2 separate regions of the Homo sapiens genome follow, and region 1 is linked to region 2. A link is an interaction called in ENCODE POLR2A ChIA-PET data of the cell type or tissue named here. Cell type or tissue: PC-9. All regions are shown on one strand. Each heading gives the region's core, and the rest is flanking DNA. Links, peaks and the distances in the headings are about the cores only. Region 1 overlaps SOBP (sine oculis binding protein homolog). Region 2 overlaps SOBP (sine oculis binding protein homolog).

Evidence for each region. ChIA-PET counts read pairs that join two places held together with the same protein. Peaks named below come from ENCODE experiments on the same cell type or tissue, not always from the same donor. Only the 100,000 strongest peaks of a DNase experiment are listed, where the experiment ranks them.
Region 1: POLR2A ChIA-PET joins it to region 2 with 7 read pairs; 3 of 35 experiments call an interaction of 5 or more read pairs at or near these places.

The regions. Positions count from the first base shown.
Region 1 is chr6:107,499,338-107,515,799 of GRCh38, forward strand. SOBP (sine oculis binding protein homolog) reads left to right here. Exons shown (of 7, transcript NM_018013.4): 2 at 4,320-4,458; 3 at 6,905-7,090. Among named protein-coding and RNA genes, the nearest start is that of SOBP, 17 kb to the left of the region's middle. In PC-9, for the core only: no CTCF peak of the experiment used is centred there; a DNase peak (open chromatin) is centred at 7,014.
Region 2 is chr6:107,566,803-107,583,264 of GRCh38, forward strand. All of the region lies in intron 4 of SOBP (sine oculis binding protein homolog), which reads left to right. Among named protein-coding and RNA genes, the nearest start is that of SOBP, 85 kb to the left of the region's middle. In PC-9, for the core only: no CTCF peak of the experiment used is centred there; no DNase peak of the experiment used is centred there.

The sequences.
Region 1 (16,462 bases), core at 5,051-10,050, 67 kb before region 2:
GGAAATCAAGTACCTAACACATAGGGTTATTGAAAGGATCAGGAGAATTAAAAGATATAGAAACACTGTAAAGTGCTATAAGACTATTAGACATTATTATAATTACAGTGACCTATTTTCCAAACCCAAATTGGACCACATGGTTTGAGAGATGATTTTTGTGTCACTTCCAAGGGCAAGAAGCAGTCTGCAAAATGTAGTTCAGATGCCAAAATATTGAAATCTCTGGCACATTTTGATGATTTATGGGAGCAATGATAAAATATTTGAAATAATGACTCAGTAAAATTCATGAGGTATGATCACTGTAATTATGAAATTTCTTTGCAAAAGGTATTTTATTTCTTATATAAGTAGAAGTTCTTTGATTTTACAGAATCCTAAAACTGGGAGGCACTCTTAAGAGACTCTGCTTCATTTCCTGCCCTAGGTCTTCAGGAGAAATGCTGGGTAAAGATTTTGAGGGAGGCAGATATCATAACCTGCCTTCGTTCAGTGGCTTGTTTTATTACTGAACATCCTTATCTCGAAAATCTGTCTGCATTTTAACTACTATTACCTTTACTGTTTTTCACATATATATGTATGAAACACATGTATATATATATGAAACAGGAAATGAATAACTTTTTAAATAGGAAATTCCTTTTTAAGGGATAATAGTACAAAAACAATGCTGAAAAGTAACTGTTGGAATTCTCTGCTAGAAAGACTTGAAAATCTTTATAGGCCATAAACATTAAATTCATGTCTCTTAGAATATATTATGTTTCTTCAGGCATAGTAGCTCACACCTGTAATTCCAGCACTTTGGGAGGCCGAAGCAGGTGGATCACTTAAGGTCAGGAGTTTGAGACCAGCCTTGCCAACATGGTGAGCCCCGTCTCTACAATATAGAAAAATTAGCCGGGCATGGTGGCTTGCGCCTGTACTCCCACCTACTTGGGAGGCTGAGGCACTTGAGCCCCGGAGGTGGAGGTTGCAGTGAACCAAGATCATGCCATTGCACTCCAGCTTGGCCCACAGAGTGAGACCCTGTCTAAAAAAAAAAAAAAAAGGAAAAGGAAAAAGAATATGTTTCTTGGATGATAACGTTAAAAATTTATTTTATTTACTTTGGTTTAGCACCATAATGAACTCCTGTGACATCTAGCATCAAACTTCACCTTGAAATTTAAATTTAAAAAAAATTTTTTTTTTTTGAGAAGGAATCTCTCTCTGTCGCCCAGGCTGGAGTGCAGTGGCGCGATCTCGGCTCACTGCAAGCTCCGCCTCCCGGGTTCACGCCATTCTCCTGCCTCAGCCTCCCAAGTAGCTGGGACTACAGGCGCCCGCCACTACGCCCGGCTAATTTTTTGTATTTTTATTAGAGACGGATGGGGTTTCACCATGTTAGCCAGGATGGTCTCGATCTCCTGACCTTGTGATCTGCCCACCTTGGCCTCCCAAAGTGCTGGGATTACAGGTCTGAGCCACCACACCCAGCCTTAAATTTTTAAATTTTTGATTCCTTGGAGTCCTTTGGCTTCTTCATACAATAGTGTATACAACAGAAGTAATAGTCATTTCTTGTAGCTGTACTACAAAAAATTTTGGTGTTCGTTTTCTCTCTTTCATCTTGCCCCTTTCATGAAAGCTTTGAGATTTATGGCTTGAAGTTTTATAAATCTTTGTTTTCTGCTTTTGTAGCAATATATCAAAACATTAAGGTGTTTATTTTTATTTTCCATGACAAAAAAGGGAATGTTTTAGAGTTTATTTACCCTGACATTTATAGTAACTTGAAAATCATGGAATAGATCAAGTTCATATTGATTGTTCCATGAAGCCTCTGACTTTTCAGCACAAACCGTAAACTAAACTGATGTAGTTTTGATGCCCAAATAATGTGAATTTGGTGTTAATATTCCAACTGAGGTTTCAGTTTTTACCCAAATGTCTAAAACTTCTGGATCCCATTCCTGGAACTGGTTCTGAAAGGCTGAATGGATTTGCAGCTGGACTAAAACAAATCTATATCCTTGGCTAGGGGGTTGCTCCATGATTATGCATTCGTAGCCTTTGTGTGACTTCAGAGGCTAGACAGAAACAGGAGAAAGTGGCACCCATAGATGACCGGTCTATAAAACTGGATATAGTCACTAGGATATATGTAAAAGATATTCTGTCTTGGCACAGTTTTCTTAGAGATTGGGGCAGATGGCACACAGACCAATAGGATGGCTTGCATTTGGCTTTTAATGCTGTTGGGAATTGTTTTTTTTGATGAAAAGTATAAGCCTCATCCTTGGAGATTTCTGCTGTGAGACCACTGATAGAGGACCTCTATTTGTGTGCCTAGGGATTGTCATTCTCAAGTCAGGCTCTCATCTCAGTGAAAGAAATTAGGTGTTGGGGAGACTGATGCCTCATTAAAGGGATCTCTTTTGATTGAGTGGGGCAGTGTTCAACCCAGTCCTCCTCAGTGATATTCCTAAAGTTGCTGAGCTTATTATTCATATTGATCATATCTTTGTGCATTCATGAAAAGAATATCTATTTAATGTGGACACGACCAGCCATCAGAGAGAATAAATGCCTCACTAAAGCTTGATGTGACTGACTGTTGGCCTTGCGGATGGTAACACTGAATCAATCTGGCTAGTTTTTTCTTAATTGTTAATGCACTGTACCATCACTGATTGACCCAGTTGGAGTTCAGAGCTTACGTGGGTACTAAAGCAAAAAATCTAGCATCCTGTGGGTAGTTTGAAATGCCAGGTTTGTTTTTGTGGAGTCAGTAGTGTAATGTCTTTTATTTTTTATGCTACCCCTGCTGAAATTTAAAGTCGTGAAATTCAAGAAAACACGGAACTCACACGTTGAGATTGTGCACACTCTGGCTTAGCCTTGGTGCTTTGTTTCAGGTATATAAATTATATATTGTAGTGTAATTCAGAAATGACAGCTTCTAAGAAGGATAATAAAAGATTCTTTGAGCCACAAAGAAGGTTAGAATATATAGTTTTTCTGGCTCAGCTTAGGAAGCTCGTGGTTCCCTGCGAGACAGGAATGTTTAAGGCACACATAAGCATTAAAATCATTAACACACAGAGTCTTACATCTTGTTTCCAGATATAGCAATTGATAAGGTAAAAATATATAGTCACTTTAATATGATATTAAATCTGTCCAATTATACTTATTATTTTTGAAGTATGATATCCATAACAACAGCAACAGTGATATTATCTTACATTTATGTATTGATTTATAGTTCATAAAATGTTTTCATACATTATCCCAAATGGGCTGGCTAGTAACTTTAAAGTTATTTGGTACTTTTATGTTACTTGTCAGAAGACAATCTTAGTGACCTTAGATTTTATGGAAAAAGAACCTGTCACTAATGAAATTTATAAAAAAAACTTATGTGTTGATTTTTTAAAAAAAAATTTTTTTGAGATGGAGGCTTGCCCTGTTGCCCAGGCTGGAGTGCAGTGGTGTGATCTCAGCTCACTGCAACCTCTGCCTCCCAGGTTCAAGTGATTCTCCTGCCTCAGCCTCCCGAGTAGTTGGGATTAAAAGTGTGTGCCACCAGGGCCAGCTGATTTTTGTATATTTGGTAGACAAGGGGTTTCACCATGTTGCCCAGGCTGGTCTTGAACTCTTGACCTCAAGTAATCTGTCTGCCTCAGCCTTCCAAAGTGCGGGATTACAGGCGTGAGCCACCGTGCCTGGCCTGATTTTTGAAAAAACTCTTGCAGAAGGAAAAAAATAAAAAAGGAAGACCCTTGTAACCTATTGTAACCTAGCTTTCTGTATGGTACTGTTAACAATTCTGAAATTTTTCTTTGTTGAAATTTGGCGTTATCCGCGATAAGAGTTATCTTAAGAAAACAACACCTAAATCAGAAAGCAATTTTAATTGAAATTGATCTGAACCACAAAAGGTTGTTTTCATTTTCAAAATCTTTTCTTAGCTGTTTTTGTGATTCACCTTTCAATATTTTTGTATTGATGTTGGATATAGATTTTATAGACTAATGTGCTAAAATATGACTTCCTGTTCATAGGCAACACTAACAAATATAGTTAGTCTTTTTTGTCTTATTATCTTTAAATTACAAATATCTGAAGCCCTGTCATAATTGAATGCATCATCCTAAGATTTAAAAACATTATGGTTTTGAACATGATTTGAAAAATGAACACCACACTAGGGGAAGTGAGGCAGGGCTGCAAATAAATGAGGTAGGACAAGCAGAATTCAATTTATGCATTCTTTTCAAGTAGTTATTGATTATAGAAATAAGTAGTAGCCTATGCTTCTCTTTCAGAACTTTGCAGAAAACACCATGAATGAACTCCTTGGCTGGTATGGCTATGATAAGGTTGAATTAAAAGATGGTGAGGATATTGAATTCAGGAGCTACCCTACAGATGGGGAGAGCCGGCAGCACATTTCTGTTCTCAAAGGTAATGACATTTAATGTCCTTTTGTTCATGCAAAGAAGGATTAACTATCTCAACCTGCCAGAATTGAGTTGCTTTGGGACTCAATTGAGTTGCTTTGTTGATTATGCCAATGGTTGATTTAAACATACATCCCCAATAGTGCTTTCCCATAAGCAGAATTCTGCAGAATATAAAAGAACAACATAAAACAAAAATAGACACAGCTTAATCTCCTCCCAGCAATGGGAGAACTAGACAAGGACTAGCGACCTAAGTGCCATGGTCCTGCATACAGATTTAAAGAAAGGGACAATGTTTGCTAACTAGAGTTTCCTGATCACTTTGATAGATCATCATCTGTTGGGGACTGGGGTTTCTGTTAAGTGAAATGTTAGGTTTAGATCTTCAGACTGCTAGAGAGATTCACTGTTAGTTTGGTAATCCTCCTTCCTTTTTTTCAGTGGGAAATCTAAACGGAATTACTATTTTTGTTTTGCTTGACATTTTCATTCTTTCCCTGCCCCCACGCACTTGAATAGGGTAAAAAGAGGAGTAAGAGAGTGGTAGATGATTAGAGCCTATATTACTCTTTAAGAATTTTTTAATCAAAGCCCAGCTAAAGAGTGAAAATTACAGAGCCTTGGCAGAGCTGAATTAACACTGATTCTACCAGTGGGTAACAGTGCCAGATATCTCATGGGGGAAGTCTGTATGAATACTGAATTTATGAACCTAAATTAGGAATGAGAGCTTGCTTGTCAAAGAAAAGAGAAGTATGTGAAGAAGCAGCCCATTCAGGAAACTTTAATAAAATGTGGGTAAAACAAATTATACATCATCACTGGCAATTTGATCAATATTTGCGTTGCATTCAAAATCTATTGGCATAAACTACCTGTTCAAACGTTTTATTTCCAGTCTTTAAGATAGAGCTTTCCCTTCTTATATGCCAAGCAAGGAAATGTAATTGAGCTGCCCTGCAGGCAAGTGGAATTGAATGTACATGACAAATTTTATGTTAAGCTTACTATGAAATTGTACACATCATGCTACAGAGATAGTATCATCAATTTCACTGTAAATGAAAAATGCAAGTCATGAGTTTGTATTCTATAAACTAATAGCTCATATAATACTTGGCCTAGGTAATAATCTTTGCTTCTGGGGAACATACAGCATGCCAGGATATGCTACTAGAACGAAAAAGTTGTTTTCCATGGTTGAGGTTTTTGTTCATTTGTTTTTTTAAGTGATTCACATGCAAGGATACGATGCACAAAGCTCATATCGTTGTAAGTTTTTAAAATTTTTATTTTTGTTATTTTTTAATGGGTATTATCGATACCTTGTGAAGCATCAGTTTTCTTCCCTGTTTCTTTCTCATTGGTTCATGTGATTATATTATGATACAAGTTTATAATACAGTGGGACCTAGTTACAATGCTGGAGGGCACGTTTTAGGCTTTCCCCTGGTAGCCAGAGAGCTATGCTTGCTGTATATCATGTTGTACATGGAAAAAAAGGTTAATTGCCTCTCAATTTTCTTTTCTTTCTTTTTTTTTTTCTGAGACAGAGTCTTGCTCTGTCACCTAAGCTGGAGTGCAGTGGCGCGATCTCAGTTCACTGCAACCTCCGCCTCCTGGGTTCAAGCGATTCTCGTGCCTCAACCTCCCAAGTAGCTGGGATTACAGGCGTGCGCCACATGTCTGGCTGATTTTTGTATTTTTGGTAGAGACGGGGGTCTCACCATGTTGGCCAGGCTGGTTTCAAACTCCTGGCCTCAAGTGATTTGCCCGCCTTGGCTACCTGAAGTGCTGGGATTACAGGTCTGAGCCACTGCGCCTAGTCACCTCTCAGTTTTGTTTTGTTTTGTTTTGTGTTGTTTTTGTTTTTTGAGATGGAGTCTTGCTCTGTCACCCAGGCTGGAGTGCAGTAGCATGATCTCAGCTCACTGCAACCTCGGCCTCGCAGATTCAAGTGATTCTCTTGTCTCAGCCTCCCGAGTAGCTGGGACTACAGGCACACATCACCATGCCCGGCTAAGTTTTGTATTTTTAGTAGAGACGGGCTTTCACCATGTTGGCCAGGCTGGTTTTGAACTCCTGACCTCAGGCAATCCACCCTCCTTGGCCTCCCAAAGTACTGGGATTACAGGCGTGAGCCACCTTGCCCAGCCACCACCTCTCAATTTTCTATGGAATTTTACAGTGCTAAAATTTATCACCATGATTCAACTGGAATATTAGCTATCATAGTGGAGCAAATTATAAAGGAGCCCATTGGAAATTTATGGTAACCACACTAAAAAGTTCCTGGATGAACTGTGGAGTTCTAGTACATTGTTTAAAGATTTGCAAGAAAAAATATGTTGGGTTCATGGCCATTTTACTTGAGAAAATAAGGAAAAATTTAAGTCTACTGCATTACATTCCTTGGTCACATTGAATATGATTTTTTTCTTTTACAGAAAATTCTTTGCCAAAACCAAAATTACCCGAGGACAGTGTTATTTCACCATACAATATAAGCACAGGCTATTCAGGGCTTGCCACTGGAAATGGACTCAGTGACTCACCTGCAGGGTCAAAGGATCATGGCAGTGTGCCCATTATTGTACCTTTAATTCCACCACCTTTCATAAAGCCACCAGCAGGTAAGTCACTACTGGTGTTTTCAGTGATAACAATTCATAGAAAGTTGTTTTAACCATCTTAGGAATAATTATTAAATGCTCAAGTTAACTTTGGTAGAGGCTGTTTTAGGGACCTTATAGGTAAGAAATGTTAATACAGGCATCACTTAGAGTATTACTGTTACATTAGGAAAATTTCCCTACCTACTACTACTTAGGCTATAAACTTTCAACTGACAGTAAACCTTTTCTACCACTGACTACAAAACAAAGTTATTTTCCTTCTCTGAAATCACCTGTTTAAATGAGAAAAAAAAGATAAAATGGTTTTTAAAAATAAAATATAGACAATGACTGTTTAGCAAGAAAAAAAAGTAACCATGGTTGGCTTGTAATCCCTGCACTTTGGGAGGCTGAGGCGGGCGGATCACCTGAGGTCAGGAGTTTGAGACCAGCCTGGCCAACATGATGAAACCCCATGTCTACTAAAAATACAAAAAATTAGTTAGGTGTGGTGGCGGGCTAGTAATTAGCTAGTAATCCCACCTACTCGGGAGGCCGAGGCAGAAGGATCACTTGAACCTGGGAGGCAGAGGTTGCAGTGAGCCGAGATCACGCCACTGCACTCCAACCTGGGCAACAAGAGCAAAACTCCGTCTCAAAAAAAAAAAAAAGTAACCATGGTTGAAAACTGGGTGGTGCATAAGGAGGGCCACATCTCCTCTGGGGTCTTCTGAGGAGAGGGATAGTTTTGTAAAAGGACATGAGGCAGGCTTGGTCTTCAACACGCTTTCCTCTAAATCCATTAGAGAAACCACCTAGATTAAGCTTATCCAACCCGTGGCCCAACCCAAATTTGTAAACTTTCTTAAAACATCATGAGATTTTTTTTGAGATTTAAATTTTTTTGTTTTTTGAGACAGAGTTTCGCTCTTCTCACCCAGGCTGGAGAGCAGTGGTGCTATCTTGGCTCACTGCAACCTCTGCCTCCCGAGTTCAAGTGATTCTCCTTCCTCAGCCTCTTGAGTAGCTGGGATTACAGCTGCTCACCACCACGCCTGGCTAATTTTTGTATTTTTAGTAGAGACAGGGTTTCACCATGTTGCCCAGGCTGGTCTCGAACTCCTGACCTCAGGTGATCCACCCACCTCGGCCTCTCAAAGTGCTGGGATTACAGGTGTGAGCCACCATTCCGGGCCCTAAAACAGTTTTTTTAGCTCGTCAGCTATCGTTAATGTTAATGTATTTTATGTGTGGCCCAAGACAAGACAATTCTTCTTCCAATGTGGCCCAGGGAAGCCCAAAGGTTGGACACCCCTGAAAATTACATATCTTCTCCAACAGAGTGTTTTCTAATTCCTGGAAAGCTCTCTTTGAGAGCTTTTTTCTTTTCTTTTCTTTTTTTAATGGAGATCTTTCACTTGTATGAAAATGTAATTCATTCTTATATTTCCAGAAAATTAGATGGCAGTGTATTAGATCTAGATGGCAACGGGCTGAGCATTATGTGATATTGCAAGCTGGGCTATATATTTCACACAGAGAAAGAAGTTAAATAATATTGTATCTGGCTCCCTGTAAAATGTTGGAATCATCCTAGAATGTTTAATTGTAACGCTGGTTATTTTTCTGTATGTTGAATTGAACAATGATAAATACTGAGTTTCAACAGCAGTACTTATTATAACATACTAAAGCTAATGTTTGTGTTTTTATTAGGGAAGATAGGTATTTGGTTATGCTTCCATAAACAGTGAAGAAATTTGTAGATACAAGTTCCTGGGCTTATGTTATAGATATACTTACACTGTATTCTAAGTGTTACTCTCGTTTTTCTTCATGGTTCCCGCTACATTCTTTTGCTTGGCCTGCTGCATTTTAGCAGTAAAAATGTCCTTTCAGCCTGGCACACCTGTAATCCCAGCACTTTGGGAGGCCAAGGCGGGTGGATCACCTGAGGTCAGGAGTTCAAGACTAGCCAGGCCAACATGGAGAAACCCCGTCTCTACTAAAACTGCAAAAATTAGCCAGGCGTGTTGGCAGGCACCTGTAATCCCAGCTACTCGGGAGGCTGAGGCAGGAGAATCGCTTGAGCCTGGGAGGCGGAGGCTGCAGTGAGCTGAGATCATGCTACTGCACTCCAGCCTGGGTGACAGAGTGAGACTCCGTCTCAAAAAAAGAAAAAAAAAAGTCCTTTCATATTGAGGTCTTAGATATGTCATTAAAATCCATTTACCTGTCAAAATCACTTGTAATTGTGTTTGTCTACTAATTACTAATGTAATTGGTGTATCATATAAAGTTTGCCTTATTGTGCCCCTGTTCTCCTTTGGTTGATTGTTTTGTGATACGGAGGGGTCCACATTTATTTCCCAAGGACCAAAGACATATTTTACGTAGGCCAAGTGGGAAAAAAAGGGTAACTAATTTTGTAAATGTAGAGTTTACGTTTGAATATATGCCCAGTGGCTTAGGGGAGGGGAGATGATGATGAAGGTATCAGTAAGGTAGTATGAGTAAGTGACAAGTACATGGGGTTCAGATTCAGACAGATTGGGTTCAAATCTAGGCTTTGTCATGTACCACCCTGTGAACATGGACAAGTTACATAAGCTCTCTTCACTTCAGTTTTCTCATCTGTAAAATGGGGATCCCAGCCCTACCTCATGTGGTTGTTGTGGAGATGAGATAAGAAAATGTATGTAAGGCCGGGCGCAGTGGCTCATGCCTGTAATCCCAGCACTTTGGGAGGCTGAGGCGGGCGGATCACCTGAGGTCGGGAGTTTGAGACCAGCCTGACCAACATGGAGAAACCCCATCTCTACTAAAAATACAAAATTAGCTGGGCATGGTGGCACATGCCTGTAATCCCAGCTTCTAGGGAGGCTGAGGCAGGAGAATCGCTTGAACCTGGGAGGTGGAGGTTGCGGTGAGCCAAGATGGCGCCATTGCACTCCAGCCTGGGCAACAAGAGTGAAACTCCTGTCTCAAAAAAAAAAAAAAACAAAACAAAAAAGAAAATGTGTGTAAAGCCCTTAGCATAGTGCCTGCCTCACAAAACCAGACCTTTTTTCTTTTTTTTTGCCCTAGAGTTATCATGCACATAAATTGTGCATAAAAAGGTGTGCATCCAAATGCAAATTGGTCTCTAAGATTTATTTGAGCAAAGCAAACAGCTTTAGAAATTAGCATAGCTGAGGCTAACATAAGTTTGGCATGCCAAAAAACCTGCCCTGGAGTTTCCTGCTGAGCCAGCCACGTGGAATTCAAGCACACAGCTCCTATTTAACTCTAATTCCACATCAGATCAGGAAATAAATATGCGAAGGGACAGAGGCCAAAAATTGAGCCTTGAAAGTCTTAGATGTAGGAACTCTGAGGAATTAGAAGCCAGAGTAACTGAACACCAGTGGTTTTATTGGTTTTGTGCTGTCTTCCATGGAATTCCAGGGCGCTCATCTGTTGAAAATAAAATGTAGGGAAGGACATGTTTAATTTTCTATCTCCGCTCCCAACTTTGACTCTGTCCTACTCAAGGGTTCTATATGACAAGACAAAGATACAAAAAGATTCTCTACTTTTAAGGAGCTTATTCTCTTAGTTACCAAGCAGGAACTTACAGGGAAGTTGAATTTTGATTTAGTCATACTATCTAGGGCAGGGGTCTGCAAACCTTTTCTGTAAAGGGCCAGATAGTATTTTAGACTTTTTAGACCATACTGTCTCTATCACAACTACAGAGCTCTTCTGTTGTAGCAGAAAGACAGCCATAGATAATACATAAACAAATAGGTGTGGCTGTGTTCCAATAAAGTTTTATTTACAAAAAAAACAGTGGGCAGGGTGTGGCCCACGGACATAATTTGCTGCTTGTGCTAAGGTAAGATTAGCCACAGTCTCATGATAACAGGAAGGTGACTAGAGTTTCAAAGAGTCAGGCTATGGACTTTGCCGAGGTGCAGTATGTATTTCAAGGAAGGAAGAACAGCAAGGGCAGGAAAATAGTGAGTTTTCAGGGTATTTGGTGAGCTTGACACAATATTTGTTGAATAAATGAATGAATGACTGATATTCAAATCTTATTGCACATATATAAGCATTTCACTGAGAAAATGCTAGTGTTTTGTCTGGATTAGTCCCAACCTGTTTGACCTTGACTGCAGCTTCCTTGATAGTGAAACGAGGATTCCATCACTCTTAATTATCCATGGCTAAAGTCAACAAATTATCAAAAACTTCCATCTAGTGAATCATTTTAACTCTTCCATTGCTAAAACTTTTACCAGAGTTGTGATTCAAGGTAATTGGGTTGAGATATGCTACTGTCAATTTTCTAGCTGTATGTAGGTTAATGCTGCATTCCTGTGGGGAAACAAATAAAGGGTACAGTGGCTAGGAGCAAAAGGCCCCTTGATAATCAGCCCTTGAATAATTTAGAGTTGACTGTATCATGCAAGTGCACCTCTCAAGATAGGGAAGATGAGGATCATGTGTATGCTTTGGATTCCTGTGTTAGTGTTCAAATTATTCCTATCCCATTGTAAACTGGCTATGTGAAAATGCTAATAATAATAATACCTTTCATTAAAATTTTTAGAGTTTATGAAATTTATTCACATTGATTATTTTATTTAATATGGTCTTCATATAACTCTGGGAAATAGCATATTAGATATTAAATTTAAAGAGCTGAAGTTCAAATAGGTTAAATGGCTTTTTCAAGGTCACATGGCTTCTAAGTACTTGAGCCAAGACTAGTACTAAGGTCTTCTGACTCCTAATCCAAAATTCTTTTTAATGTAAATTGCCTTTTAGCATATTCCTACAAAATTTCCCTAGATTGTATCAGAATAATAATGCCTGTTAATATACTACTTCCAGATACCCCAATGACAGGACATACACTCTCTTCCTGCTAAAAGTTACTTTTTCAAGTCCACATTTTTGGGGACACTCAATGAGTTCTTCCCTAACCCTGAGAATCTGTGGTTCTAAAAGCGTGGATGGCCCAGTAGGGGTAAAATCCTAGCTTTGTTTTACAGTTCTTGCCGTCATGAGGCGAGTTGCTTCTCTTTGAGGGTACCAGAGGGCTCCATCCAGTCAGGCACTGTTTCCCAAGCATGTGTTTCATGTGCTGGGGCAGGCTCACCACTGGATCCCATCCATGTCTTGGCAGCCAGTGGGCCCAGTGGAATACTCGTGATTGGGAACACGGTGATACTGCATTGACTTGGATTTCCACTCTCCTTTCTCACAGCTGCATACAGAATTGTGGGTGTAGCTTACTTCTGGGCCTGGAGAACTGCTCTTCTGGCCCTGCCCTCCCTTTTCTCTGGAGAAGGGGAGCTCCCGTGTCTTGGTGGTTACCACAGCATTGACCCTGCTCTGGCCACACATGTGTGCATTCATCTTCCAACTCTGTGCTGCCTTTCCCCCCACAGAGACAGCCTCTGGCCCTTGGTATGGTTTGTGACAGCACAGGCATTACTATGGTAACAGACGTGTTATAAATACAGGATAATAGCTTTGCTTTTGCTTTCCCCCTCCCCCGCCCCCATGCAGTGAAGGGAATCACCATGATCCTTAAATAATAATCACAGACTTTTTTGCAGACTCTAGGAAATGAACAGAATAAGGCTTTGCCATATAGGCAAGCCATGAAGAAAACTTATAAGAATATTAGAAAATAATAAAAGTATTGACCAACACTTTCTTTTTGTGCAAACATGTCTTTATTCTTTCAGTTTGAACAAATGTAAAAACCTCCTTCTTTGCTAATTTAAAAAATCACATCATGAACATAATCTGAAGTGGCAAAAAATATGTCAGCAAGAATTTTGAAAGATAGGTTAATTAAACGGTAACTTTGCTGTAATTCATCTCATGTTAGAGATTTTAGCATGGGTTCAACCCTTTGAGACTTCATTCGAAGATGATCATGCCTTTAAAGGGCTTGGGCATGGATTGTAAGAACTGTGCTGTAGTGAGTCTTCATTAAGATATTTGGCCTTCTCTGGTTTTAATTGAGCTTTAAATTTGGTTCCCTCCAAGTTTGATGATTGAGGTAAAGCACTCAGAAGGGATTTTGAATACATATCTTTGACAAAGGCCTTATAATGGTCTTCACTGCTTTACAAGTGTAATAGCCCTTGGCTGCATTGACTGGCCATCAATTTTCTGCAGAGGTAGGGCAGGTTTGGGTCTCCCCACCTTGTCAACTTCTGGTCAAAGTAGCCAGGGTAGACCCTGGCCCAGTTGAGACTCAGACCAGGACTTTTTCCCCTCTAGTTTTGGGTTTGCTCCATGACAACATTTTGCTCCCAAAATTTTTTTTTTAAATTAATAAAACTATTAGTGTGATTGTTTTTGTTCACAAGGAGAAGTGAAATGAAGCAACTTTTTCTAGTGAGAGCTTTCCTGCTGCAGAAAACCGTGTGTACCTAGAAAACCACATTTTAGATCTGAGTCTTTTGACAGGTTTTCCCAGAGGCTTACAACTTGCCTATTCCAAGTCCAGAATCCCTGTAAATCTCTGAATACTTTAAAATGAAATGAAATGTGAAAAAAAGAGGGAATATACTTCTCTTTATGCATTTATGTGGCAGTCTTGAATAAAGTGTCTTTTACCTCAAATGATAAGTGCCCTTATTCTCATTTCTTACCATGTTTGCACATGTGAAGTAAAAGGAAGAGCCTGTCCATACGGCACAGACAGGTTTGTGTGGAGCAACATAAGATCGATCCCCTAAAACCAGCTTGATTTCCTGTGTGCAGAAATGTCTTATCTTTCTTTGAAAACAATGACCATTTCCTGTCCTCCAGGATGGTTTGCTTTTCAGTTAGTTTTCCAAATTTGAGTTCCATTATAGTCAGGGAAATATGATATATATTTTCAGGCAAATCTTGAAATTCCTAAGGGGTTATAAGAACTGGACTCTAAGGAACCATTAGCTTAACGGAGAATATGGAAACAGTCACGTGATCTGCTAACCTCTATGTATATAGCTGAGTAACCCACAGTTAATAAGCATGTTACTTTTTGGCTCTTATAATTCTGACATGGAGTTGTACTTGCAGGGAAATGGGAATGAGAATGTGGTTTGCATTATGGTCATTATTTATTTTATCTGTTATTCAATATTCTTGGGGCTTGCATATGATGATGTGTTCCAAATAGCCATTGAGAAAACAGGATTTAATCAAAATTGCTTTGGACTTTATTTATTTGTCCAACTTTTAAAATATGATTATTAAATAAAATTACCTAGAGTTAATGGGATTTGGATGACTTACTATTTATGTACCAGATGCAATTCTCAAAAAAAAAAAAAAAAGAAAGAAAAAGAGGTTCACTGAACCCTCAGTTTTCCCAATCACTTAGGATAAGGACAGGAGGAATTAACGATGAATGGCAGAAATGTGAGTACTTAATAATGTAATGATATAATCTCATCATAGCTAATAGTTTTTGAGCATGTATTATGCTAGTAGATTTATATCATTTAATTTTCACAACTCTTTGTGGATGCTATTATTAACCTTGTTTTACAGATGAGAAAACTGAGGCCCAGAAAAGTTGAGCAACTTGCCTGAGGTTACACAGATACTGAGTGGCAGAGCTGATATTTGAACCTATACATTATGTCTCCTTAGCCTATATCCTTAACCACTGGATTATCCAAAACACTATGGCAGTATTTCAGTCAGTTAAGTATTTACTGAATGTTCCTTACATTGTGCTAGACAATACAGATGTATGTCATCATCCTTGACTACCAAGAACTTAATAGTACTGTTGGCATATGATCAAAACATCATTCTAGTTTTACCTTGGAATGTATGATATAATTTTAGTTGCATATGGAAGGTGCATGGTAGGACTACAAGGGCAATTAAAGTGGAGTAGCAAAAAGTCTATAGGCAGATAATCAAGAACTGTTATATTTATACAGTTGAGGGGAAATGGCACCTGAAACTTAATATAGGCTAGAAGATAGCAATTGAAAACTCAAATTCAAAGTGATAAAAAAAGATCCAAAATGAAACCTGAAAATGTTAGATACTATGATATGGGTCCTGCTTTATTGTTCTCTTTACAATTAAGGGTTCTTAAAAATGTGTAAGGCACATTTTAGTGTGTTCTATCATTTTTAATGCCAGATGAAATGTATAATTTGAATGGTAGCATGAGGTGGTGAAGACTGCCAGAGCAAGAACCAGGAGACCTGGGTTGCTAATGCCAGCTCTGCCATTTATTGGCCATGTAATCTTGAATAAGGTAGTTTCTCTAAGCCTTAGTTTCCTTGTCTGCAAAATGATGTGGTTAGCTTACATGATCTGTTATTTCCCTATATTTATAAAATCCTTATTTTGTGACTTGTATGGTTAGTTGCTCTCCTGATTTTATGATTTGAGAGGGTATGTTTTAATGTGCTTTAACAGGTACTTGTTAATTGAACAGATATAAAGCAAACTGCATATATGTATAGTTATAACAGCCAGAAGTCTGATGAAAGATTTATACTGCTTGGGACAAGTTTTAATGATTGTTAATTTTTACTTTGAACAAATAGTGAATGAAATAATAGATTTGACATTTTTTAAGATAACAAGTGCTAGGAAATATGAAATGTGAGTAAATAAAAAGGTTCATATGTTATTAGAACTAATCATTTTGATGTTATGCATAGTGATTACTAGAATAATTCCCAGAGTTTCTTTGACAGAGACGTCACATTAGTTTAACTTACCAAAACAGACAGAAGAAATAGAAAACTTGAGTAGTCCTATTAAGGAAATAAAATAATTGAATCTTTTCTACAAAGAATATTCCAGACCTAGATGGCTTCAATGGTAAATTCTGTGAAACATTTAAGAAAAACAAAAAACAAACAAAGAAAAGAAGTTGGAGAAGCTTTTTCAGAGAATAGAGAAGAAATAAATACGTAGACTTATTTTATGATCTCAGCATAACATTGATCACATTACATGCCAAGGGCATTATAAGTAAGGGAAACAATAATTTAGTGTAATTTTATTACATTAAAATTGAAAACTTCTGTCTGGGTGTGGTGGCTCACACCTGTAATCCTAGCACTTTGGGAGGCCGAGGTGGAGGGATCACTTGAGCTCAGGAGTTTGAGACCGGCCTGGGCAACATGGCAAAACCCTGTCTCTACTAAAAATACTAAAATAAGCTGGGCATGGTGGCACATGCCTGTAGTCCCAGATACTTGGGAGGCTGAGGCACAAGAATTGCTTGAACCTGGGAGGTGGAGGTTGTAGTGAGCCAAGATTACACCAGTGCACTCCAGCCTGTGTGACAGCGAGACTCTGTCTCAAAAAACAAAAAAAGAAGGAAAACTTCTGTTCATCATGAACATTCATGCAAAA
Region 2 (16,462 bases), core at 4,111-9,110:
GGACTGAAGCTGTACATCTTCTTGCAACAGGGTGTGTCATGGGTTGCTGGACACCTTCTCTAGTAGCTGCCCTTGGGTCATGTGCCCAACCTTGGTCCAGTCAACTCAGACCAGATCATGTGGTACAAAAACATGGCTACACAGTTCCTGAGGAGGGGGTGTGTCAGGCAGATACCTGCAATGATCTCTCTGCACAACATTTATTACAGACATTTAGTGTAACATTGAAGTCCATTACACAGCATTTATTGAGCACATATATCAAGCACTATGCTGGACATCAAGGGTGATCAAAAGTGCTGAGTCTTTCCTGTTTTAGAAGGACTCACTTTTTTCCTGCATTTCTTATTTATATAGTAAAGAAGGAAGGAAAAAATGACCATGACTAGAAGTAGAAAAGAAATAGCAGGAAGCACATTGGGAAGACGGACACATTTTCTTCCTCTTCAGTCCTGCTCCTTGAGTGTGGAATTGAAAGATGGACATATCTTTAAAAATTATTAAAAATCCTTATTGAAATCTTACCTATGGTACTCAGCTAAAATCCCATGTCCTTCTGACCACTCTAGCCTATGAGGATGGCTCTATTTCACTGCCTTGGCTAGCAGGGCACATATTTAAACCAGCATCTGCCACTTATTTACTCTATTTTCCATTAATGTGTATATACCTAATCTTAACCAGGCAGAAAATTCCTTGAGAGAAGTCACCAGAGCTCATGTGTGTCTTTCCCATAATTTCCATAGTTGGTATTCTGTGAGATAAAATGAATTCAGAATACTGGAAGAAGTTCCTCTAGAAAGAGACTTGGCTCCTGATTGAATATACTTTGTATTAAAATGAAATCCACTTCCAGAATTTTGTGTGTAAAACATGTAGGAATTTTGATGATACAAAATAAAATAATAGTACTTGAAATGCCCCCAGAATACAGACTTTGAGGAAGTCATTTCTTGATCCAATAAGGACATGGTGTAGAAAGCAGCTGCTTATACCTGGGTGAGCCATAATGCTAAGGTGTGTCTTTGCCCTGGGAGACCTGGAACAAAGGGAGTTTCCAAGGAGAGCTAGAAAAGGGACTCTGAGAGTAGCCCAGAGAATCTTCCCAGCTCCACCTTTTCTGGCTCCAGAGTGGGTGTGTGGAAGAAGGGGCAGTATTTAAACTCAGCTGGCTGGTTCCCTTGTAACCTTGTTAAAAGGTACGTTTTAAGAACCTGGGACTTTATCCAAGTATGTAATATGTCTTTCCCTTAGGTTTTTATATACTGCTTAGAAATCTCCATTAAGAATTTCAGCTGTACCAGTAACAATGATCACACACTATTGTTAATAGATAGGGTTAAATGGCGAGAGTCATTTCCAATTATTGACTCCATTGTATTTTCATATATTTCAACTCATTAAGAAAAAAAAGAGCCACCACAAAAACAAAACAAAGAAAAATAAACCTGGACAATGCTAGTGCTCAACAGTGGGAAACACGGTCAAGTTGCCTGTGGAGTCCTTACAAAACACAATTTTAAAAATATGTATTTTATTGTTTCTAGAAATTTGACAAACTAAAACCATATTGAAGATGAACAACGGACTCAAATGAGCCAAAGCATGCCTCAGGCAACTCTAAGCTTCCCACCAGTTTGGGGCTAACTCCCATCACTCCAAACTTTTGTGAGAGTATATGATTCTGAATAGCATGGAAACTAGATCACAGGTTCTACACACAGAATAAATTAGGTTGGGAGCAACACACACATCAGCATTATTAAGCCTGCTGCTCCTCTGCTACCTCTGATGTTGCCCAGACGAAAGGGTTAGGAGGGGAGAGATGTGTTGAATGAGAAGGAGCTGCCAGTCAATAGGGACACTAGTGGGTATTGTGGTGGATACCTTCTGCCCTTTTCCTCAGGTACTCTAACCCTGTATCTTATGAATAATCCTATATTGTAATTCTTATTCTGTGCCTTCGGTCAGATCACCTGGCTACCTCTTGGTTTCTTCATTTTTGAAACAAGAAGATGTTATCACTCTCAGCAGGCTGAAACAGACTGAGAGAAACCTTCATGCATTGACCCTGATAAAACCGGCTTTATTAACACAATCTTTACACTCCCACACTTTTTTATTAACGTATATAAGGCTAATAAAAAAGAAAGAAAGATCCGTGATTGGAAGTGAGAAAGAATTTTTATACCACTCTTCTTACCTGGAAAACAGTTGTTTTAAAAGAGTTATTTTAAAAATCTATTTGGGGGGCAGGTAAAGGAAGAGTGGGAAAAGAAGAAAGGTCAGAACAATCCACCACTTTACCCCTTTAATATCCCAAATATACAGGGAGTTCTGAATCCTGAGCAGTATCAGATTTTGCTTTTGGAAACACTTAGGAAGTGAAAATGATGCCAGTGACTCTCTAAGGGCAGTGGCATCCCACTGCAGAACAGTAGGCTGCAGGCTTCAGGATAAGACAAAAATAACAATTTCATCACTATCCCCTACCAAGGCAAATCTGAGAAATTTTGCTGAAATTGTTTTTCCATGTAAATTTCAAACGTTCTGAAAAATAAAGCACCAGTGGATACAGGCAGAGGTTTCCCAGAGGGCATAGTGCATGTGGAAGGGAAGCCCATTCATTGGACCTGAAACCACAGGATAAAGGGGGGTGAAATAAAGGCTGGCTGAGAGTCCCCACCTTCCAGAGCTGCCTTTGTTGCAATGAGTGTGAAGCACACGCCTCAACTTTTCGTTACTTTGGCTTTTTTTGGCTAGTGTTGCATCTTATAAGTCACAGTCTAGCTTCTCCTGTCCGTATTTTTACTGCACAGAAGGTTTCCCAATTTGCAAGCGTTTGCAGCACGGCTGGGCCCGGAGATAAAACAGAATGTGTATGTAGTACAGTATGCATTCAACTGATGCACAAGACTCTTTCCACCATATGTGCAAAGTAGTGTGCTTTTCACTCGAGGTGCCCCTGCCAAAATTGCCAGGAGCACATGAATAAGTGGAGGAGAAATGCCCTGTGCGTAATGCAGCTCCAGGCCTCGCCCCACCTGGGAAGGAAACCCATGTGTTCTGCAGCCGCCTGCATTCTCACCCCCCTTTGCAGCCCATCTCTCACATTGTTTTATGCTTACCTTTACACAGCTCGAACCTCATCCTTCTCCCTCAACTGGGGCCCATGATGCTAGCCATTGTGAAGGGCAGGTGTAGGGTCTCAGTTGCCCTTCCAGGAAGAGAGAAGTAAGGGTAGTTAGCACTTATGCTAATGAGAATAACGGGACTGGTTAAATACTCATCAGTTACAGAGGAATACCACTGGGTGAGAGCAAGTTGGTGTTTTTTCCTTCCCCTTACACATTTATTGTCCTTCGTCTCCTGCAAAGTGTAGCTTACCAAGCATTTTTATTGGAAAGTAATATTGGTCTGGTCTTTGTGGGTAAATCTTCCGGTGGAACATCTTTCATGATGAGATTTATTTCATGATAAGTTTTTAAAAAGAGTGAAGGCTATAAAAGAATTGTACTTTTCACTCACCTCTTTGAATCTATCTTAATCTCCTTGTATCTTTTAGCCTAAATCAATCAATCTAGGGAATTTTTACCTTGATATTCACTGCCTAAAAATTGAATCACCACCTTCCTTGGCTTTACTGAAAACTTGATGTTTATTTGAAAGCATACAGTATTTTTGATTCAAAAGTTGTCAGTAGGACACACAACTCAGAATCTTTTGTTGAGTTTTAACTATTGGTGTTACATGGTGGTTACAGCCACGCTCTCATTCTACCAAGTGTGGGTAACAAGTACGAGCCCCGCTTTATGGATGGGAAACCAAGCCATGGGGCAGCCACTTCCTTTCACCTGTCCTTTCATTCTTTCAGCCACCAGTCTGGGAGGTAGGGCTTTTCCACCCACGGGCCCTGCAACAGGGTATGCCTGGCAGAGAGGAGAGATTGATCCACATTTGGTGAAGATCCACATTAAGTGTAATAGCAGTGCTATCACAATCCATTGTAAATAGGTCCATATCTCAACTTTCTTCCTTGACTTTATTTGAATTACTTGTAAGCTTTCTCCCTCAACATATTAACAAATAACCTTTGGGCCAATAAAAATGCAATTTTTGTGCTTACGGTTTTCGTGAATGCGAAGGGATTTGCTGTCCTTGACGGTATTCATCTAGAACCTAGAACAACGCAAGACTCTGTAGGCCACTTGCATCTACCACACCTCTCCTGATCAGTGGATCTGGGGAATTCCTTGCCTGGTGAGGGTACACTTGGAGTGTCAGGGCTGTTGGACTTTGGCATTGTTCTTTGTTACTGTGGGGTCTGGTAGAAGATGATGTATGTCACAGAGGAAAGATATAGGAGAAATATGGCAGATAATGCCCTGTTCACTTGGAAATCTGGGTGGCCAGAGAGACAGTTGTGCCAGTGGGTGCTTGGTGACAGGTGAGGATGATGTGTTCTGGAAGAGTCAAGGAAAGGAAATGGTAGGGATGATGTTGAGTTGTCCAGGAAACCTGGCTAACCATCCATTGTGTCCCTGTTGGAATCTCCATTACTAAAGGGCAGGGGCCAAAGGAGAAATGTCCTGCATTTTATCAAATTCAGTGTAGAGCGGCAAGGCTTCTTGCGGCCCTGGAGAGCATCCTTGGCTGAGGAGAAGCCCAGTCGGAGCCTCCCCTTAACGCCTGAGCTTTGGATGACACATCATCACTTTGCAATGGTGGCAACAGTCACACTGGAGCTTGATTCTCATTCATTTGGTAATTGGTTATTTCAACACAAACTGTGACTAAGGAACATGATTACACACCTGTCAGCCATATGACGGGGAAGAGAGCTGTCTGTGAGCAGAGGAAGAGGCCTCGTTTCTACCGGGGTCTCCGTGGAGTCTTTTCCATCAAAGATGTCATTTTTCATTTTAACCTCGAAACAAGACATATTATAGCTACTGCCTTGTCTATATCATTTATAGGAATCGCTGCCACAGATGCTAATCTAAACTAATACAATTTCATTTTGATTATATCTTTGTAAGCATCAGATTCTAGTGCACAGGAAGGCAGGATGTAATATAAAGAAACAAATGAGCATAAACATTATGTGGTACCTGTGGAGCAGCTTCCTGTGACAAGGCAAGGGACGAGGAGAAATAGCAATTAAGATGTTTTGTACAAGGAGAACATTTTACTGTAAGATGAAATAAATCGGTAAAATAAAAGAAAGCTTTTTCAGGTTGCACAGCTGACTCAGGGAGGGGAGTTCTCACTTATGCAGAAGAAATTACCAGGTGATGGAGAATCATGTCTAAGGATTATAAATAAGAGATGATGTTTCAGAAAGATAAGGGTGGACACATTTAAACAAAACCAAACCCTGAAGATAGCAATTTTGAACTGAATTCTAAAATGAAGGAGGACCTAATAAATCTGGCAACACTTAGTTAAAAAGAAAAGCCCTAGCCTTTTGAATAAGAAAATAATAGCTGCAAATTTGCACACTTTTTTTTTTTTTTTTTAAGGCAGAGTTTTGCTGTATCGCCCAGGCTGGGGTGCAGTGGTGCGATCTCAGCTCACTGCAGCCTCTGCCTCCTGGGCTCAAGTGATTCTTGTGTCTCAACCTCCGGAGTAGCTGGGACTACAGGTGCCCACCACAATGCCCAACTAGTTTTTGTATTTTTAGTAGAGACAGGATTTTGCCATGTTGCCCAGGATGTTCTCAAACTCCTGAGCTCAAGCAATCCACCCACCTCAGCTCCCTAAAGTGCTGGGATTACAGGCATGAGCCACTGCACCTGGCCTTAATTTGCACACTTTCTCGAAATGGTGAGCCAAATATCAGATTGTTCAGAAAATCTCCCTGTCGTTTATCTTTTCTGCTCCTCTCTGTCTTTGGTGAGGTTACTCAGTGTGTGGATTACAATGTATGTGTGCCCAAGCTCTGCTGAGCACTGAGCACGTAAATCAGCAAATGATAAAGGTGTCCTCTGTTATTGAGTTAGAAACAAAGTTTACGTAGGGTGAAGTTAGTAGCTGGAAAATAAGGAATTGAAAGAGGTGACATAAATGGTAATCAAGGGAAATAACACTAAAATCATAGTTTGAGTTATTTGGCAGAGGTATGGTGAAGGCCATGGAATTCACCATACTGCAGTGCCCACGAATCCTGGGCTGCTCACGCGGGAGCCCCTTGGTAAGTGTGGAAAGTTTGTTGACCGAGATGCTGCTCAGGACATACCAGGAGTGAAGACATACAAAGGAAACAAAACAATGCCTTTTTTGAGGGAGCGAAATGGATAGTCAGATGGCTGAAGAGAGATAGAAGTGGTCGTTAAGTACTGATTGTGTCCAGATTGTGTAGAGGGTTAGGATCCTGATTAGTGGGTGTGTTTGTGCATTTCTAAAATTCCTCCAGCCTTTGGCAGTGTCTTCTGATTGGCATTTGCAGTGGGATGCTGGGCATACCCTTATAGTTGCATGCAATTTAATTTTAATCAAGACTTTAATGATAAGAAAAGATAGTGAGTCCCTATTGCCTTCTTGCCAGCTGAGGTTTTTTTTTTTCTCCAGAAAAGAAAGCAGATTTGTGAAATTTAAGTAACTGTCATATATTGAGTACTTATTCTGTGCCAGGCATTGTGTGGGGCACTGCGCCAGGCATTGTGTGATGGATTGTCTCATTTAATCCTTGCAACAAATTTCTGAAATGGATGTTGTGTACCCCATTTTGCTGATGTTTAGGTTCTCCTTTTCTCCATCAGTGGTGGCACCAGGAATCAAACTTGGGTTGGAGTGGCACCACATGGCCCTCCTCAACCCTTTCTGTACTAATGTCCTCAACTAAGTGGGCACATGGGGTGCTCAGCCCTTAAGAATTTGCTCTCACTTTTTCTTGCTTTTTACTTCCTTAAAATTCTTGCCTGCTAACAAGAGTATTTTCTACTTCCTGCCTTTTGTAGTTTACTTTTATTTACCGCCATAAAATTATAATTATTTAAACATCTAAGTTTTAAACAGGCTATAAATATATGATCTTTGACACTCCAGATTGTGTATGAATAGAGCTTTCAAGGGACCATTTGCTTTACTGTTATCATTGAACTTAAAAAATTAAAATGTATGGAGCATGTGGGCTGAATACCATTCATTTTAGGCGCTTCATTATTCAGTTGTCTACTACTGCCTGGCACACAGTAGATGCTCAATAAGTGGAGAACAGATGAATAAGTGAATGAATGGAGACCTAAGGAAAACATTACTCAAGTGCCCTTGCCCCACTGTCTACATTCTTTGGGGCCGCAATGACACATATAGTGCATCCTACAGTTTATGGAACCAGTCAAAACATTTTTTTAACTCAAAGGCAAAAGTCTTTCATCCCTTAAGACAAAGAAATGACTGAAATTTCTTTGTTATACTAGGATACTTGACTGCATGTAAACATTGCCTGTTTTTATTAAGAAGGGAAGGCTAATATCAATAACCTTATGAAATGATCATTCTTATTCCCCTTTTACTATTTTCCACATCAAAGAATAACAGCTTTCTATTCTGTGATTAGGCAAGAACCATAGGAAGAGGTTTATGAATCTAGAATCCCATGTCCTTGAGAACATGTCTCAATTTGTCTAGGAGCCTGAGAAAAGATTTGAGCTGACTCTTACTTTGATTATGGGATCACTAAAGATCCCATAATCTTTCATTTGTGGGATGTGCACATGAAACTGGAATTTAAGAGATTTCAAAATGAGTGAGCCCTCTGGTGAGAAGTCTGTCAGCTTCAGGGATGTCTCCTTCCCCATCTCTACGCAGGGTTTCTCACGCTGAATCACAGGACTCCCCTGGCACCACTCCTATTTCATCTGCAGCCACCATCCTCGTTCTCCCATCCTTGCCTCATCTTGGTCCCATACCCCAAGTCCAGAACACATGGAGAGTCCACCCTGCCAATACTGGTGGGCCTAGGATTTGGGTCTGCTCAGCCTTTGGCCGTGTTCCTCAGCCTATGAGATTGGCTCTCAGCTTCCCCCATGAGGTGCCAGCTCCCTCACCACCCCTCCGTTTCAGCTGTGTTGGACACCAATAATTTACCACGAAGGGGAGAGACCAGAGGGCGAGTTACCTCTCACCCACAAGGACCTGCAAGGATGTGAGGGTTTGAGCCACAACTTCTCTGCCTTCTAGTAATCCCTGCGGTTTCTGCCACTCATTGTCACCATGCTGCTTCTGCCCACTGTGCTCCTGGGGCGCACGAGCAGTGTGGCATGGGGGTTGAGATCTGCACCTGGTGTCATGACACCTGCATTCAGAGCCCAACTTTGCCTTTTATGGGCTCTTTGGTCTTAGGCAAGTTGCTTAACTTCTCTACACTTCAGTTTCTACACTGGCAAAATGGAGGTGGTGAGTAATAGGGACTTCCTAAAGGTTTAGGAAGCTTTAATGAGCCAAAGTCTGTAAAATGCTTAGCACAGGGTCTGGCACAGGACAATCATTAAATCTTATTATTATTGTCAAAGTGGCTTCTATATTGAATTTTCTTCCTTTGTTCCGGATGACAGCTCCATGAAGTAGTCACTGAGTTGGAAGGTTCTGGAATTGGTGATGCCCTCCCCAGTGGGGTCCAGCCTTCATACAGTGGGGTTTCCAGTCATCTCTGAGATGCCATCTAGAGCAACACTGGGTGGTTGAGAGACCAAGGTGCAGAGGAACTGGGACAGCTTGGAAATGTTGGTAGCTAGAAAGGTTCAGTGAGGGAGGGAATGGAACAAACAGAAGGGGTGGGGCTGCTCACTGTGCAAGGCAGAACCACATATTATTTTTCTCAGTTTACACTAAGAAGGGAGAGGTTGTGGAAACGCAGGTCACTTTTTGTCTTCCTTCACCTGGGCTTTGACCCCAAAATACACCTCCTGGAAATGTAATAATAATAATAATAAGAAGAAGAAGACAGGGTGACAGAGGAGCAAGAATTAACTAAAATTGTCATCCAGAAATGAACTTCAACTTGATACTCAGCTGTTGGCTTCAACAGGCGTGTCCCTAAACCCCAGTCAAATTCTGCCGAAATGATTATCCCCTATTTAAGCATGCCACAATCCTACTTTTTATTACCTCAATTCATCATCTGCAGAATGGCTGGGGTTTGAAACAAAGACTCCAGAGAGTGTCGTTGGAGCAGAGGTCATTATTTATGAAGCCTCTTCACCTCCATCTTCGCATTTGGCTCCTCAGAGAGGCTCATTGGTCCTGGCTTTGGAGGCAGTGTAATTCAGATATTTTTCTTCCTTAAGTCTGATAGCACCTCCGTTAACAGGTCAAGTGGCATGTGGATCATAATTGGAGCTGTCAGGAGGACCATCCTGCCCAAAATCATGTTTGAACTTCACAGTCTGAAAGACCCAGGGATGTGTCGCCTCATCTTCCTCCTTTGCCTACATCCACTGGCAGAAGTTGCAGTATTGCTGCATATCATTTATGTGGCTAGCGCACAGTAAAAGTCAGGATTCTGTCCTCGTCCTAGGCTTTCTCCTTCATGTTCAGGCTGATTTTAGATCTTTACATATATAATACTCATATTTCTTCCTAAAGAAATCTTATCTTTAAGACAAATTATATTTTGGACAACATTATGCAATGCTGACTGTAACACTGTCCCAGGCCAGAGCAGTGACCAGGGTGGGATACTTTCCTATGTCTGTCCAGAATAAAGACCTGAGTGGCAGGACCAAGGCCATACCCATGAAGGATAGTCAGCTCCAGCCAGGCCGAGTACACAGATCAAAGGGCCAGGGCAGGACCACAGTCAGAGTGAGGGTGGTGAGCTGGGAATGGTATGGAAGTGGGCTCAAGCCAAAGCTGCAGGGAATCAGTGGCAAGAGTGCAGGGTGATGGCTGGGAATGGCTTTGAAGCATCTGCAGCCCTGCTTTGCTGGTTGGTGGGCACCTGGGGGATGAGGTAAACTGAGGCTTAGCATATGGACGGGCCAGAACAGATGTAGGCAACCCTGGTTATACCCATACCCTGATTATAGCATTTCTGTGGTTGCTGGTGGAAGAAAAGAAAGTTAAATTCATCTGAGTGCTGAGCTCTTGTCACAAATAACAATTGTGACATCATGTCTTTGATAAGTATTGCTGTTAGTTGAGAATTTATAGTTCTTGACCTCAGGATTAGTAACTAATTCACGGACACCATTTGTTTCAATTTGTGACTCATAGCTATCCATGACTACCCTCACCAGCATATGCCCTGTGAGTTATTTCTTCCAGAAGCAGTGAGAGATGTGCACTGATTCATCTGCATCCTTTCGCATGTTTTCTGGTGTCTGTCTCCCCTTTGCCAAGACCTGTACATGTGTGACATGGCAGGTCATGACGAAGGGTGTGTTCTGTGACAGTGACATAGATCAAGCTAACTCACTCAGGGCAGTGACCTAAGCTCTTGCTTTGTGCTCCCACCAACTTGAGCTAATTAGCCATCGACCTGCTCAGAGCTACATTATTGTACTTCTGTCTCTATTATTCCTAGGAGTGGAGGGTGTTGTGGACAGAGCAGAGGCTGGCCAACTGGCTTTTGGTGCTCCACCCCCTCATCCCCCAAAACAATCACCACAAGGTGGGCAGGTTTCTCAACAAGGCACATCCAGGGACTCAGTTTCACTGATTGGTCCAGGGATATCCACTGCCTTGATGAACTGACTCATGTTGACCAAAGTCACAATCTGCATTTATATACCGAATGCCAGGAATACAGGAGACAAGATAGCATGAATGCCCCTTGTAGTCTGTACAGCATCACCTACAGGATTAATAAAAAATTGTATCATAATATTGATGATGTTTTTAGAAGTCCACAAAGGAGATTGCTAAAGGACCTGCAGAACTGAGTGAGTTTGGTAGGATGTGTCTTTTCTGGTATTGAGAGGCCTAGGTGTCATACTCGATGATCTGAAGTTTATTTAGTAAGAATTAGATTAAAGAAGTTGGTTTTGCCGGGCGTGGTTGCTCATGCCTGTAATCCCAGCACTTTGGGAGGCCGAGGCAGGTGGATCACGAAGTCAGGAGATCAAGACCATCCTGGCTAACACGGTGAAACTCCATCTCTACTAAAAACAGAAAAAAATTAGCCAGGCATGGTGGCAGATGCCTATAGTCCCAGCTACTCGGGAGGCTGAGGCAGGAGAATGGCGTGAACCGGGGAGGCGAAGCTTGCAGTGAGCCGAGATGGCGCCACTGCGCTCCAGCCTGGGCTACAGAGCAAGACTCTGTCTCAAAAAAAAAAAAAAAAAAAAAAGAAGAAGTTCGTTTAAGTGTTGAAGATGTTGGAGTACCATCTTTCACAGGCTGTATCAGAGACCTACTGACGCTGCTTCTGAAGCTGCAGGGAACCCTTTTCTTGGGCTCTTTGCAGACTGCCTCTTCCCCCACCCCGCACCCTCCCTCCCTTCCCCCCATTCTGTTATATTTGTCATTAAACACTCTCTTTTCCTAATTTTCTTGGTATATTCAATCTTGGAGTGCTAAAACCAAAGAAAATTTGAAAATTTCCCTTAATAACATGTTTTTAAAATGTAATGACACCAGTATTTTCAAGTTATTGTACACAATTTACCTTTGCCACCAGCACATAGGTGGGAGATCATCAGTGTGTGGCATGGGGATTCTGGAGCCAGACTGCCTGGGTTTGAATCCTGGTTCTACCACTTGTTAACTGTGTGAGTTTGTGTAAACTCCATAATGTCTCTGTGCCCCAGCTTCTTCATATATAAAATGGAGATAATGATAGTACCTACTTCATAAGTCATTTCTTTCCTTGATATATGTATGAGTGTGTGCATTAAATGAGTTGATACATATAAAGCACTTAGGATGGTGTCTGGTACGTGCAAGAAAAGCTGTAGAAATGTTAGCCATTATTATTAATCCCGGATAATAACCAGAACAGCATCTTAATCTGGTTAGTACTGTGTTTTTTAATCCCATTTGAGGCCGGGTTATTTCTGGGGGAGGCATCCTGTAGATAGTGAATCTCCTCTGTAACATCTGGATCCTTTTCTAGCCTTACAGATAGGGTCCTGGAGTACAGCCCTTGCCTGTTTCACATTTTCTCTGATTTCTCAGGTCCATCATGAGATCTGCATATAATCATATGAGCCCAACCCCCTTCTGCCTAGTGATTTCAGAGAAAAGGAATAAAAGGAGTACCTGAAATGCCTAGATTAGGTCTATTAATTAAGGATTTTGTGGGTGCCAACCAGCAGCAAAGTGGAATCATTTGTGTTTCCCTTCCTTTTGTTTCCCCTCACTGTGTCCCTGGGTAATAGATGCAAATGACTAGTGAAAAGCCAAAAGGCAGGCAGTGGGCGGAGGAAGAAAGTGGGGGAAGGGAAAGGAGCCTGGATAATCCAGTGTCGATTAAGCTTCCGGAATAATCAGAAGCTGCCTGGGGTGTGAGGTGGTGTGGCCTTAGCAGAGAATGAAAAAGAAGGGGGCTGCATGCTCCTAGCTGCTGGGCCTTACCTGTGAAATAACAATTCTTACCAAACAAAGACACTCAGGTGACCTGAGAAAGAGCCCTGCAAGATAAATGCAAAAGGGTCACCTGTCCAATAAAGGAAAAATAGATTTAAAAATAAAAAGTAAAAACAGGCATTTTCAGAACCGCTTAAGCAACTGCTCTGATTATTCCAGACACAGTTTTAATGTGCTGGGATGAACATGATATATTTTAGTTCATGTGGAAGCTGTATTTCAGGCTGATGTGGAATCTGTTGCCATAACTGTCACGCAATCCATTAGGGCCCCTGAGTAAAGGCAGCCATTAATCAGGCACGAGATCAGCCCCATAGCCTCACATGCGTGCGGCTCTGAGGGGCCCTGACCTGACATCATTTAAGGAGATTCTCATGGAGGCCATAAACATGATTCGATTCCCATTATCTTCATGTTGCATATTTGTTACCATTACTCTTTGAAGACTCCAAATTGGATGTTAAAAATTTATGATATATATAAAGGTTTGCATGGAGTGAAAAAATAGCTGCAGCAAATAAGTCCATCTCATCCATCAGAGGTGTGTGAGCTGTCAGAGGAGCCTGAAGAGCTATGGAGAAAGCCTGTCAGTTAGCCAGTTAAGGAGGATGGAGAATTAGGAGGGCCTTCTCTGGGCAAACAGCTTTTCCTACAGCCTACATACTAAATGGGAATTTAAATACATTTGGTTAAAAGAACAAAGTAAAACAGCACCACTGCAGAAATCCCCATAGACAGTCTTCGACAAGCAGGTGAAAGGGAGGGCAAGGGATCCTTAGGCAGACATTAGTAGTAATGTGAATGGAGCAGATGCCTGGGTCCAGAGATGGATGTTTCTGGGTTACTGGCATATCTCCAGAGCAGAGAATCTGATGCCAGGTGGGAGCCCTCTGTCCAGGAGAAAGCCCTCCACCCAAGCTGCATGCACACATAATTTTGTTTGAGAACCATGCAACTCTCTACAATCTGTTCAGTGACTTGAATATTTGCATAGAAATAACTCGTATTTAAGGGTTATCCATTCATAGAGGTAGGCAGTTCAGAGTAGAGAAAAACAGAACATTCCAGGCCTTGGCTTAAGGAAGAATGAGAGCTAATGAATCCATTCGACATATATTTACAGGATTGTTTGTTATATAAGGGACTTCATACATAATGCATGGTCTCTGCCGTCAAGGAGTTTCAGTCTGGTAGAGGAAATAAGACATGGATGGTAACCAAGGAGTCTCAGACAGACCTGGGACTCTAGGAGAAGGTGAGATATCAGAAACAGGGAACAAGGTGCACAGTTGCTTAATCTAATCAAGGAATGGACTTTTGAGGATGAGAATTTGTTGGGCAAAGACCAGAGGATCAATTCAACAGGGACGTGGAGGAGAGAAACGTGGGGCAAAAAGATGATTGGCCAAAGTCCAAATTGAGTGCAAGATCTTCTGTGAGGCCAAGACCATGGTATCTAACCAAGTAGGAGGAGCAGGTGTTGGGCAGAAGTGCATCGAATAGTTGGTGAAGGTCTAGGTGTGAGGCAGGTGTGATCAGATAGCTCCAGGAGAGCCGTGCTGAGACTCGGGTATGGAGAAGACTCCTGAGGTTCAGAGGCAGAACACTCAACTGGTAGGGACTGGAGTGTAAGGCTGAATATCCAGCGATAGCGTTAAAGGATAGAAACCCATTCATTTATTCATTCGCTCACTCGGTCATTTATGGAACCCTTATAATATGCCAGGCACTAGTCCAGGATCTGGACATTTGAAGCTGGTCAGAACGCAGTTTCCACACTCAAGGACCTGTTTGATTAGTGGGAGAGGCAGACACACACATGGTCATAATGCAATGCAATAAATTGGTGTGGAATGGAAATACAGGGACAGAGGGTGCAGAGCTTAGGCAAGGACCAGGAGGAAGAGTCACTGATGGCTTCCTAAAGGAGCTGCAGTCTGAACGAAGGCTTAAAGGTCACATAAGGATCTGCCAGCAGAAGGAGAGATGGAATCTAGCTCCACCAGAAAGAATGGGAGTGAAGGACAGGAGACCCAGTTGAAGGGCACTAAGAATTCAGACCCGAGGAGTTGGGCCACTGAGATGAGCTCAACAGTGCAGTAACTCCAGGGGAGGCAGGGAGCTACTCTGAAGACCTCCCTATGTTGTTCCCACCAGAGGCAGGAGTGGCTGAACAGAGATCCCAGGTGTCTGTCCACTGCAGGACAAAGAATCAGTGCTGACCTTTAGTTCAAGTTCACAAAGACATTCACAGCATACTGAAAGGCAGTGTGTGATAGCTGCTGTTTATTCCTGAGCTTCCTCAAGAGAACGTGTGGATGCATTTGAGAAAGGAAGGCTAAACCAGAAACGAGATTTCAGAAAATGAAATTCCATGCGTTTTCAGAGCAGTGTCCCCATGCTTTTACCTTGAATTCGAAAATAAACTCTATTATTTCTGGTTCCAACAATTAGTTATAAAATATAAAATCAATGGCCCCTTTTTTCTCCTCTCCAATTCTTCAACTATACACTTATTCTCACAACTTTGAGTTGAGCTGTTTTTGGTGTTCTTAAGTCCGGTAAAAATGCCACATGTGTGAGCTGACATGTGCTGCCTCTGCTGCAGCATAGGAGGGCTAAGCTTGGAAACTCTGTTGTGCTCTCCCCGGCCCTGATTCCAGGCAGAATCTTTGCTTGTTTTCAAAAGAAATCCTGAGATCACAATGACACAGAAGTGTAAACTCCCATTCATCACAGGGAGGTATTAACTCTGAAGCCTAATTATCTTTTGACTTAAATGGCAATATTGTTAACCTTTTCATGGAGTCAGAAACATCACACTTCTCTGGGGTAGGCAAGTGGAGCTATTTCTAGAATGTTCCACCTTTTCTAAAGGCATTCTTCAGAGGAGGAAGAATGCCTAGCTTGCTCCAACATGCACATGGCACCAAGACTTTGGCTCAGAGGAAGCAGTGAATTTGAAGAACTAAAGTTTGCTGTATTGTAAGAATCAAAATAAGAGAAGTGAATTAGTGCTGATTCAGAGGGAAAGAGAGGTGAATACAAAGTTTGTTTAAACCAGAGGTTTTTGAAGTAGAGAGGCAATTACTGTAAATTTCTCATATCATCTAATATTTATCTAAATGTTAGGCACAACATGAAAATGGTTACACAACTGTCAGCAAAACAGGGAAATCCGCTTGCAGTTTAACTGAAGGATTTTTGTTTCTGTTATGGCAAAAAAAAAAAAAAGAAATTTCCTTAGAATAATAGGTCAAAAATGCACCTTTGTTCTGACAATCACATTTGTAGTAAAATGCAAAAAAATAGTCTCCCATTTGCTTTTCCCTGTAGTTGGCATAAATATCTAGCACACTAGTCAGAATAAAACTGTTGAAAATAACACACAAGGAGAGAGTTAGTTCATCATGAAGTGCCTTGATGTGCCTTCTTTCAGAACTTGTCACTCTGGAAAAAAGTCAGACGTGAACACAATTCTTCTGGCCCCAGTGGATATCTAGAGCCGACAGTGGGGTGGTCCACTCTCAAGAGGCAATTAGAGAATGCATTGTCTGCAGAGGATTTAAGAACAATAATAAAACCAGCTAAAAGTTGGTCTGCTTTATGTTGTTACCATGAGCCAGTGATTCTGAACAATTTTAGTGTTCACATATTCCTCCCTGAAGGGGTCGTTGGTGTCCTATGTCCACCCTCCTTGTTAAGCCATTGTCTGGCACCCCACCCAAGTGGGGGCAGATGTAGAATAAACCTCTGACTTTAATATATAAGAGGTTGTAAAACATTATGAACTGATTCTCTAGGGTAAGGAAGGTCCTATGGATGTTGTCTAACATTGCCACCAGTTCTGTGAATGATCCAACTCATTCTTACAGATCACTTACTGGGCATCAGGCAGTGGCTGGGCTGAAGATACAGTGGTGGGAGATCA